2 separate regions of the Homo sapiens genome follow, and region 1 is linked to region 2. Evidence: read pairs that join two places in POLR2A ChIA-PET (ENCODE). Cell type or tissue: HCT116. All regions are shown on one strand. Links, peaks and the distances in the headings refer to the core of each region. The heading gives the core; the rest is flanking DNA.

The links. Peaks named below come from ENCODE experiments on the same cell type or tissue, not always from the same donor. Only the 100,000 strongest peaks of a DNase experiment are listed, where the experiment ranks them.
Region 1: POLR2A ChIA-PET joins it to region 2 with 5 read pairs; 4 of 35 experiments call an interaction of 5 or more read pairs at or near these places.

Annotation. Positions count from the first base shown.
Region 1 is chr1:32,848,633-32,854,007 of GRCh38, forward strand. S100PBP (S100P binding protein) reads left to right here. Exons shown (of 7, transcript NM_022753.4): 6 at 4,447-4,534. Among named protein-coding and RNA genes, the nearest start is that of FNDC5, 20 kb to the right of the region's middle. In HCT116, for the core only: no CTCF peak of the experiment used is centred there; no DNase peak of the experiment used is centred there.
Region 2 is chr1:32,709,404-32,714,778 of GRCh38, forward strand. No RefSeq gene overlaps it. Among named protein-coding and RNA genes, the nearest start is that of SYNC, 9.3 kb to the left of the region's middle. RefSeq lists silencers at 2,815-3,054, 4,925-5,219. In HCT116, for the core only: a CTCF peak has its summit at 2,955 (motif pointing right); a DNase peak (open chromatin) is centred at 3,058; H3K4me3 peaks cover 792 bases; H3K27ac peaks cover 1,113 bases.

The DNA.
Region 1 (5,375 bases), core at 129-5,128, 140 kb after region 2:
TAAAAAGTATTATGTCCTATAAAACCTGTCAGAATTGGCATAGCAGGTACTCAGCATTATCCGTCCTCCTCCATTATGATATAAAAATTGATTCACTTTAAACTTACTAAGAACAGTTATTAAACTGGATGTTTCCCCAAAACCAGTCACCTTCATATTTATAGATTAAGATTTAGATGAATTGTTGACGTCATTCCTGAAATATTGGGGGTTTTTCCCTCCTTTATTTCATTCTTAGTCACAAAACAAAGGACAGTCTTTACCACCTTTTTGCCACAACTTAAAATAAACCCATGGTACTGATTGTTGGTCCAAGAAAGCCCATCTGTTAGAGACTATGAAGAGAAGAGAAAATTCAAATGTTCCCATTCTTGTTAGCATCTCTAAATTTGGAGGAAGATGAGGTTCAAACTATAAGCTAAAATGAGGTTTTTGGATTATTAGCCCCACCTGGGTTTGAATCCTGGCTTTCCTGATTTACTAGATGATAGATGAGTATCTTTTCTTTCTTTTTTTTTCTTTTTTTTTTGGAGACAGTGTCTTGCTCTGTCACTCAGGTTGGAGTGCAGTGGTATGATCATGGCTCACTGCAGCCTCCACCTCATGGGCTCAGGTGATCCTCCCACCTCAGCCCCCTGGAGTCGATGGGACTACAGGTGTGTACTACCACACCCGGGTACTTTTTGTAGAGACGGGGTTTCACCATGTTGCCCAGGCTGGTCTTGAACTCCTGGGCTCAAGCCATCCGCCTGCCTCGGCCTCCCAAAGTGCTGGGAAAGTATTTTTTTCTAAGCTTCAGTTTACTTGTGAATAAAATGGAGGTTATAGAGTTTGCCATCTGTGATTGTTAGAATTAAATTGTAGGATACATGCAAAGCAGTTAGCAAAGTACGTAGCACGTAAGAAGTGCTTGATAAATGTTAGCTCCCATTATCTCTAGATCATTAAGTCTTATTCATAATAAGAGTTAGGCTAGTCTAACAATAAGTTAGTTATTAGTGCTAAGGAAAATTAAAATTTTTTGGTACATGAGCTGAGATCTAATTATTGAGCCATTGTTTACAAGAGACATATGGCTATATGATTTTTACTTTCTAATCTCAACTATGAAATGTTGCTCCCAGAAAATTTTTTAAGGAAAGTCAATCCTATGATAGTTTTATATTGTTGGAATTCTGGCTTTGTCATTAGACATGTGACTTTGGGCAAATTAGTTAACTTTTCTGTGCCTCGGTTTCTTTACAGTTTTATATACTTTTGTCTGTAAAGCGGGGAAAATACCTTATAGGATTGTTGTAAAGAATAAATGAGTTGATATATATAAACTAGCACATAGGACAGTGCCTTTATTTATTTATTTAAACAGGCTTGATATATAATGTTATATAAATTGCTGCTGCTGGATTTGATTCCTAGAAGTTAAATATTTGAATATTAGGCCCCTTTGGCTAACTGGCTATTCTTCTCATCATTTAATGTGAATAGATATGTTTTTAGATTTATTATCTTTAGTTTCCATTGCCAGATTAATTTTCTAAAATGCAGGTGATAAGAAATGAGTGAGCTGAAGGACATGTTCTATAGATAATCTTGTGGTTCCATTTTGATGGACACAGAATTTCCATATATTGCTAGCCCTCCTTTGTGAAGCTTTGGTAGGAAAAATGTATCTTGAAATTTTTATAAAGCTGATTCTCCCCTCCCCTGCCTCCCACTGAAATGTCCTTTTTGGGTGACCACAGGGAGTGGAGTGCTAGCGAGGTGAAAGTGGGGTATTGGAAAGGCAATTTGAATTGAGACCTTTGATTTTAGCTTTACAAATCCAGCAGGTAAGGAATTTTCTAATCAAGAGTTACTTCCCTTCATGAGGAAACTCATTTCTGATTTATTTTTCCTTCTCAAGGAGTGACAGTAATGCCTTTTCTTTCCATGAATGAGATTGAACATTGTTTTTATCATGTTTATTGATCACTTGTAATAATTTTGCAAGTTGTCTATTCATGCCCTTGACCTTTTTTAAAAAATAAAGAGACTGTAGATAAAGGACATTAAACTTTTGCCAAGTATGTTTCAAATATATTTTTCATTTTGTCAATTATGTTTCATTTGGTCGTGCTTTTTTAACAGTAGAGAAACTTTTAATGAAATCTATAAATTTTTCCTAAAAAGTGTTATGGTTAGAAAAATATTTGAGTGCCATAAAATGTCATAGTTTATGTGTGGATGGATCCATTTAATAAACGTTTTTCCTTAAAATTTCACAGGATTTGCAGAGTCTTTGCAAGCTAACATAGACCTGAGGTGCTAACATCATAATAGCTACCACTCACTGCACACACGCTGTGTGCCATAGCAATGTGCTAGGTCTTTTACGTTCAATATTCCTAAAACTCAGCTTCAAGCTAAATTGTATTATCTGCTTTTCATAGATGAGTAGTGAGCCCTGAAGAAGTGAAATAATTTGCCCAGGGTCACAGAGCTAATTGATGGATTGGAATTTTAACTCAACTCTGCCTAACTCCAAAGTATACAGTATACTTTCTCTACAAAGCTCTACTTTTTGAGGCTTCAAATAAATTACATTTATCCTAAAAGTGACATTACTTTTACTAGAACTTGAAAATATGAGTCTGTAGCCTACTGAGACTGCTTTTGATTCCCGAAAGCACAGTAGATAAGGTAATGAAAAACATGTAAACGAGCTGAAAAGTCTCCACTGTCTAGGGCTTTGATTTTCAAAGTGTGCTTCTCAGCTGGGCATAGTAACTCACGCCTGTAATCCCAGCACTTTGAGAGAGCAAGGTGGGTGGATCACTTGAGGTCAGGAGTTCAAGAACAGCCTGGCCAACATGGTGAAACCCTGTCTCTACTAAAAATACAAAAATTAGCCAGGCATGGTGGCAGGCGCCTGTAATCCCAGCTACTTAGGAGGCTGAGGCAGGAGAATCACTTGAACCCGGGAGGAGGAGGTTGCGGTGAGCCGAGATCACACCACTGCACTCCAGCCTGGGTGACAGAGTGAGACTCCATCTCCCACCCCACTACCCACAAAAAAAAGAAAAAAAAAGTGTTTCTTAGACCACCAGCATTAGCATCACTTGGGAATTTGCTTGAAATGCAAATTCTCAGGCCCTACCCAGATCTGTAGTTTTCTGATTATGTATAATCAGAAAGTCTGGAGGCTAGGCCCAGCAATCTGTTTTACAATACCTCCAGTTGATTATAATGTATGTTAAAATTTGCGAACCACTGGTCTAGGGAAATTATTTCCTAACTAGTGTTTTATTTCTGCTTCTATTGAGTTTTAGCCTAAGTCTCAATCGTTGAGTGCAAAATTAGCATTATTGCATAGTGGCAAGGACATGGAGTCACACAGGAGCTAGTTGAATCCTGGGTCATCAAGAATTTCAGGGCCATGCATGGTGGCTCACACCTGTAATCCTAGCACTTTGGGAGGATCATTTGAGGTCAGGAATTGGAGTCCAGCCTCGCCAACATGATGAAACCCCATCTCTACTAAAAATATAAAAATTAGCCTGGCATGGTGATAGGCGCCTGTAGTCCCAGCTACCCAGGAGGCTGAGGCAGGGGAATCACTTGAACCCAAGAGGCAGAGGTTGCAGTGAACCGAAATCATGCCATTGCACTCTAGCCTGGACGACAGAGCAAGACTCTGTCTCAAAAAAAAAAAAAGTATTTCAGGCAAGTTCACCTCCCATAGTTTCCCATCTTTGAAATGATATTAATAACATCTATCTCCATGTAAGATTTTTTTTAGAATTAAGTAAGATAATATGTAAAGTGTCTAGTACATTGCTAGGATCCCAGGTGTTTGAGAAATTGCATCTAGCAATTTTTCTTGTTAGCAAAGAGCGCCCACCTCCATCTGTTCTAAACTCCTCTTGTTTCTTGAATGTATTTGCTGTCTTTTGTCTCTGGGGCTTTGTATTAACTGTTATCTTTTGGCATCCAACCTCCTACCCCTCTTTACCTCACTAATTTTATACATCCTTTAGATCCCTGCTATAGTTACTCCCCCTGGAGGGGGCTTTCCCTAACCCCCACCCCCCCAGTCTCTATAGCAGTCTGTATTTCTATCACTGCATTTATCACACCACTTTGGAATCATCTGTCTCCTGTATAAACTTCATTGAGGTAGTGTCTTGTTCACTGCCATATTCCTAGGGACAAGTAAAGTTCCCTGTATATTGTAGGAGCTAAGTGTTGAATGAATGAATGGTGGCTGCTATTATTGCTTCACCTTCACCCTCCAAGAGTAATCTCCCCATTCTGGTTTATAGTTTCTGTGCTCACTGCTTGTGATAATTGTAAGTATATATTGTTGAGAACAGTGCCTGTTTTCTCTTTCCCTGAAAACACATACTTTGACGTTGGCTGACGTAGTTCACTCAGCTGTTCCTAACCACTGATCCCTCTGTATCACAGGTATCTCGGGGGAGCTTTGTGCCTTGATGGATCAAGTTCATCATATGCAGCACTCAAAATGGCAGCATCCTTCGGACCTCACCACGCGGTGAGTGGGTGATTAGAAGAAGATGGAAAAGGGTAGAATGGCTGGGCGCGGTGGCTCACACCTGTAATCCCAGCACTTTGGGTGGCCAAGGTGGGTGGGTCGTTTGAGACCATCCTGGCTAACATGGTGAAACCCCATATCTACCAAAAATACAAAAATTAGCTGGGTGTGGTGGCAAGCATCTGTAGTCCCAGCCTCAGGAGGCTGAGGCAGGACAGTTGCTTGAATCTGGTGGCGAAGGTTGCAGTGAGCCAAGATGGTGCCACTGTACTCAAGCCTGGGCGGCAGAGCAAGACTCCGTCTAAAAAAAAAAAAAGAAAAGGCGGTGGGGGGGGGGCGCGTGAAATTTGGCTGCAGGAGGAATGTAGTGGGGAGTAGGGGTTGGAATTGTTTAATTCAAGAGGCAGGGGGAAAAAGTGATGCAGTATAATGGAATAAGAACTGGACTGAGGCTGAGCACAGTAGCTCACGCCTGTAATTCCAGCACTTTGGGAGGCCAAGGCAGGAGGATTGCTTGAGCCCAGGAGTTCGAGACCAGCCTGGCCAATGTGAGACCCCGTCGCTACAAAAAATACAAAAACTTAACTGGGCATGGTGGTGTGTGTCTGTAGTCCCTGAGAGTGCCTGAGAGAAAAGGATTGCTTGAAGCCCAGGAGCTTGAGGCTGTGATGAGCAATGATTGTGCCACTGCACTCCAGCCTGGGCAACAGGGCGAGACCCTGTCTCAAAAAACAAACAGACAAAACAAAAACTGGACTGAAATTCAGGAAACCTGAGTTCTAATACTAGCTTTGCAACTTGGTGTCAAAGGACCTTCCTAATTCTGAAATCTTCTGGAATT
Region 2 (5,375 bases), core at 306-5,305:
CTCTTGTCCCCCAGGCTGGAGTGCAATGGCATGATCTTGGCTCACTGCAATCTCTGCCTCCTGGGTTCTCCTGCCTCAGCCTCCTGAGCCACCTGCCTCCACACCTGGCTAATTTTTGTATTTTTAGTAGAGAAGGGGTTTCTCCATATTGGCCAGGCTGGTCGTGAACTCTTGACCTTCAATCCGCCCTCCTGGGTCTCCCAAAGTGCTGGGATTACAGGCATGAGCCACCACGCCTGGCCTCTGCTCACTTTCTTTGTGCCAAGAGCTCCAGCAACCCGTCTAGAGGTGGGAGGAGGGTGGTACAGAGATGCCCTGGCAGGGCCCTCAGACCCACCACTTCTGTTTTTTGTTTTCAGACAGAGTCTTGCTCTTGCCCAGGCTGGAGTGCAGTGGTATGATCAGTGGGACCACAGGTGTGTGCCACCCCACCCGGCTAAATATTTTATTTTTTGTACAGATCACAGCCAGATAGAGGGGTATCTCACCATGTTGCCCAGGCTGGTCTTGAACTCTTGAACTCAAACGATCCTCCAGCCTTGACCTTCCAAAGTGCTGGGATTACAGGCATGAGCCACCGCACCCAGCCTTGACCTACTGCTTCTAGAGAGCCAGGGTATGAATCCAAGCTTTGGAGCGCTTACTTGCTGTGTGACCTTAGGAAAGTCACTCCACTTCATGGAAATTGTTTTCTTCTCTGTAAAATTAGATAACACAGCCAGGCGCGGTGGCTCACTCCTGTAATCCCAGCACTTTGGGAGGCCGAGGTGGGTGGATCACCTGAGGTCGGGAGTTCAAGACCAGCCTGACCAACATGGAGAAACCCCGTCTCTACTAAAAATACAAAATTAGCTGGGCATGGTGGTGCATGCCTGTAATCCCACCTACTCGGGAGGCTGAGGCAGGAGAATCGCTTGAACCCAGGAGGCGGAGGTTGCAGTGAGCCGAGATCGTGCCATTGCACTCCAGCCTGGGAAACAAGAGCAAAATTCTGTCTCAAAACAAAACAAAAACAAGAAATAATTAACTATTATTTTTGAAACTCCCCTTTCTCCTGCTTCCTCTCTCTGAAGCTGCAACCAGGGGCTGGCTGACTACAGCATGTGTTTTCACTCGCTCATTCATTCACTTCACCATTTGTTAGGCCAGACAATGTGTTAAACCCTAAGAACACAAAGACAGTAAGTCATTAAAGCAAGACCTATATCTGTATGACTTCATGGCTGTGTCCCTTGTCCCTAGGTTTTCAACAAATAGTGGCCAAATGATGTGTTCATGAAGAGTATAGTAATGAATAAGACAAATAGAAGAGAATAAAGAATGAAAAGAAAAAACAAATAGTGGCCAAATTAGTAAATGATGTTAGCTATATTCTTGAGCCCCTACTGCAAGCCAGATGCTAAACTAGTCTTTTTTTTTTTTTTTTGAGACAGAGTCTCGCTCTGTCACCCAGGCTGGAGTGCAGTGGCGCAATTTTGGCTCTCTGCAACCTCCACCTCCCGGATTCAAGCAATTCTCCTGCCTCAGCCTCCTGATTAGCTGGGATTACAGGCACCCACCACCATGCCTGGCTAATTTTTGTATTTTTAGTAGAGAGGAGATTTCGCCGTGTTGGCCAGGCTGGTCTCAGACTCCTGACCTCAGGTGATCTGCCTGCTTGGGCCTCCCAAAGTGCTGGGATTACAGGCCGGAGCCACTGCACCTGGGCTAGAAGGCATTTTATCTGCTTTAATGCAATAAATCTTCAGAACAGCCCTATAACATGGGGCCTGTAATAAAGCCCATTTACTGATGAGAAAACTGAGGCTTGGAGAGGTTATGCAACTTAGTTGACCAAAGTCACACAGAGAGGAAATGGTGGCACCCAAGATTCAATACACTGCCTCCACGAATAAATGATGTGTTATCCACATCATTGTCATTAACCTTGACTTTCAGAGACTTATAGTCTAGTGGGAATCTGGCAGCCTTTCCATCCTCAGACTTAGCCCCAAGGGGCCCAGGCATGGCCACAGACTTGTTTTGTGTCTCCGGGCAAATTACTTAACCTCTCTGGTTCTGCTTCCTTTTTTTTTTTTTTTTTTTTTTTTGAGACCAAGTCTTGCTCTGTCACCCAGGCTGGAGTGCAGTGGTGCCATCTCAGCTCACTGCAAGCTCCGCCTCTCAGGTTCATGCCATTCTCCTGCCTCAGACTCTCGAGTAGCTGGGACTACAGGCGCCCACCACCACGCCCAGCTAATTTTTTGTATTTTTAGTAGAGATGGGGTTTCACCATGTTAGCCAGGATGGTCTCGATCTCCTCACCTCGTGATCTGCCCACCTTGGCCCCCCAAAGTGCTGGGATTACAGACGTGAGCCACAGCGCCCGGCCACTTCTTTTTTTCTTTTTTTGAAACAAAGTCTCACTCTGTCACCCAGGCTGGAGTGCAGTGGCTGGATCTCAGCTCACTGCAACCTCCGCCTCCCGAGTTCAAGCAATTCTCCTGCCTTAGCCTCCTGAGTAGCTAGGATTACAGGCACTTGCCACCACGCCAGGCTAATTTTTGTATTTTTAGTAGAGACGGAGTTCCACTATGTTGGCCGGGCTAGTCTCAAACTCCTGACCTCAGGTGATCCACCCGCCTCGGCCTTCCAAAGTGCTGGGATTACAGGCGTGAGCCGCCGCGCCTGGCCCCCTGATTCTGCTTCTAGGAAATGAGATTGGGTGGGCGTTAAATGAGAAAATGTGCAGGAAATGCCCAGCCTTTTGCCCAGTATACAAGAGACACTTGATAAGTGTTCTTCTCTTTATTTCCTTCTTTCTCCCTGCCCTCTGGGACCGCTGTCTGGGAGCCATTGGGGCCTACCCGGTGCTGACCACCAGCCACCGCTTCAGAGGAAGCTGCGTTCAGGGTCGTTCCTCCCCAGGTCGGGCAATGCCGAGCACTGCCTCCAGGGGGCGCCGCCACGCCGACCCCGCGCCCCGGGGGTTGTCTTTTCCGCCGCAGCCGCGCGGGGCCGCCCGGGCCCTGAGTTTTCAGGACCGATGGCGCGCCGACAGTGGGGAGGTCGGCGTCCCAGCTGAATCAAGGACGTCCTTTAGCACCGCAGTGATAATGAACACACAACAATAATAGCCGCAGATCCACCCATAGCGAGCTGCTGGAGTTTAAAGGGCGCATGCGCTTGCTGGGAGGCTGTGGGACTCAGGGAAGGTGCCAGGCCTTAGACTCTGAGCTGGGTTCGAATCCAGAGCAGAGCAGTCTCTCACGTTTCCCCGCTCTGTACCCTTAGGCTTCTCTGAGCTTCTGCTTCCTTTTTTTTTTTTTTTTTTTTTTTTTTTTTTTTGAGACGACGGAGTCTGGCTGTGTCGCCCAGGCTGGAGTGCAGTGGCGCGATCTCCGGTCACTGCAAGTTCCGCCTTCCAGGTTCACGCCATTCTCCTGCCTCAGCCTCCCGAGTAGCTGGGACTACAGGCGCCCGCCACCACGCCTGGCTAATTTTTTTATATGTTTTTAGTAGAGACGGGGTTTCACTGTGTTAGCCAGGATGGTCTCGATCTCCCGATCTTGTGATCCACCGGCCTCGGCCGCCCAAAGTGCTGGGATTACAGGCGTGAGCCACTGCGCCCAGCCTCCTTTGTTTTCAAATGGGAAATGTATTATAGTTCTTGAGAGGAATAAATGAGCAACTTAGGAGAAGTGCATGTACCGTAATTCCCTCTGTCCTGTGAGGGAGCTCTGATTGAATTCCTTTGTGGAATGAGAACGCTGGGGACCCTTTCCCAGGCTCGCGGGCCTCCATGGGTCTCTCTCTCCCCTAGCACAGCCCAGAGGCCAGTCCAGGAGCTCTCTCCCTAAACCCCCTCTTCGGAGCTTCCCTACTCCTCTCTGGAGTTGGCAGCACCTTCAGCTCCTTGGACTCCTCTGGGAACTGCCCCTCCGTCCCCAGGTGCAGGCCCAAGCCAGCAATCTTCCCCTGGCCAATCCCACTACATCCCTCAAACTGAAGCAACGCCCCGTTTGTTCTCCTTACCGCTTCCAAAACCCCATCCAGCCATCTTCTCCAGAAAAACCTTTCCCCGTGTCCTCTCCCAGGTCCACAGCCTTTGCACATGCCACTCCTTGTATCTGGAACACCCTTTCCCCAAGCCCTAAAGCTTGTTACTCAGAACACAGCTTAAATATCACTTTTTCCAGGACGCTCCCTCCCTGTGGTCCTATGGTCGCCTGAGTTTCTTTTGCATTTCTTGTTTTTTTTTTTTTTTTTTTTTTTTTTTTGAGACAGTATCTCGCTCTGTCTCCCAGGCTGGAGTGCAGTGGCGCGCGATCTCGGCTCACTGCAAGCTCCACCTCCCGGGTTTTACGCCGTTCTCCTGCCTCAGCCTCGCGAGTAGCTGGGACTGCAGGCGTGCACCACCTACGCCCGACTAATTTTTTTTGGTATTTTTTTAGTAGAGATGGGGTTTCACCGTGTTAGCCAGGATGGTCTCGAACTCCTGACCTTGTGATCCGCCCACCTCGGCCTCCCAAAGTGCTGGGATTAGAGGCGTGAGCCACCGCGCCCGGCTGTTTTGTTTTGTTTTTTAAGATGCAGTCTCACTCTGTCCCCCAGGCTGGAGTGCAGTGGCGCGATCTCGGCTCACTGCAACCTCCACCTCCTGGGTTCAAGCAATTCTCTTGCCTCAGCCTTCTGAGTAGCTGGGAGGGACTACAGGTGTGCACCACCATGCCTGGCTACTTTTTGTATTTTTACAAAACTACTATATTGGCCAGGCTGGTCACTATATTGGTTTCACTCTATTGGTTTCACTATATTGGCCAGGCTGGTCTCGAACTCCTGACCTCAGGTGATCCGCCCGACTCAGCCTCCCAAAGTGCTGGGATTACATGTGTGAGCCACCATACCCAGCAGGATTTTTTTGTTTAGTGCCTAATCTCCCCTCATTACAGAGTGAAGCCCTCAAAAACAAGAACCTCATCAGTCAAGGGCTCCATGTTATGCCTAGGGCCCTGCCCTGTGAATGTTTGGTAAATGTGTGTCTAATGAATAAGCGATTCCACCCAACTGGGTCCACACTCACTAAGCTTTCTCAACAGCCTCGGCTCAAAGGCACATACACAGAGTCAACACAGCCACACACACACGCACACACATGCACAGAGTCACAAATGGTGCACAAATATGCAACAGGCTCACGCACAAAGCTGAATTCATCTGTGCTCACTACTCCTCTGTGTCCCAGGTCTGTTTTCTTTTGTGACTTGGGGTCCCTGAGAACAAGAGTGTTTTTTTTTTCTTTTTTTAGATGGAGTTTCACTCTTTCGCCCAGGCTGTAGTGAAGTGGCAAGATCTCGGCTCACTGCAACCTCTGCTTCCCAGGTTCAAGTGATTCT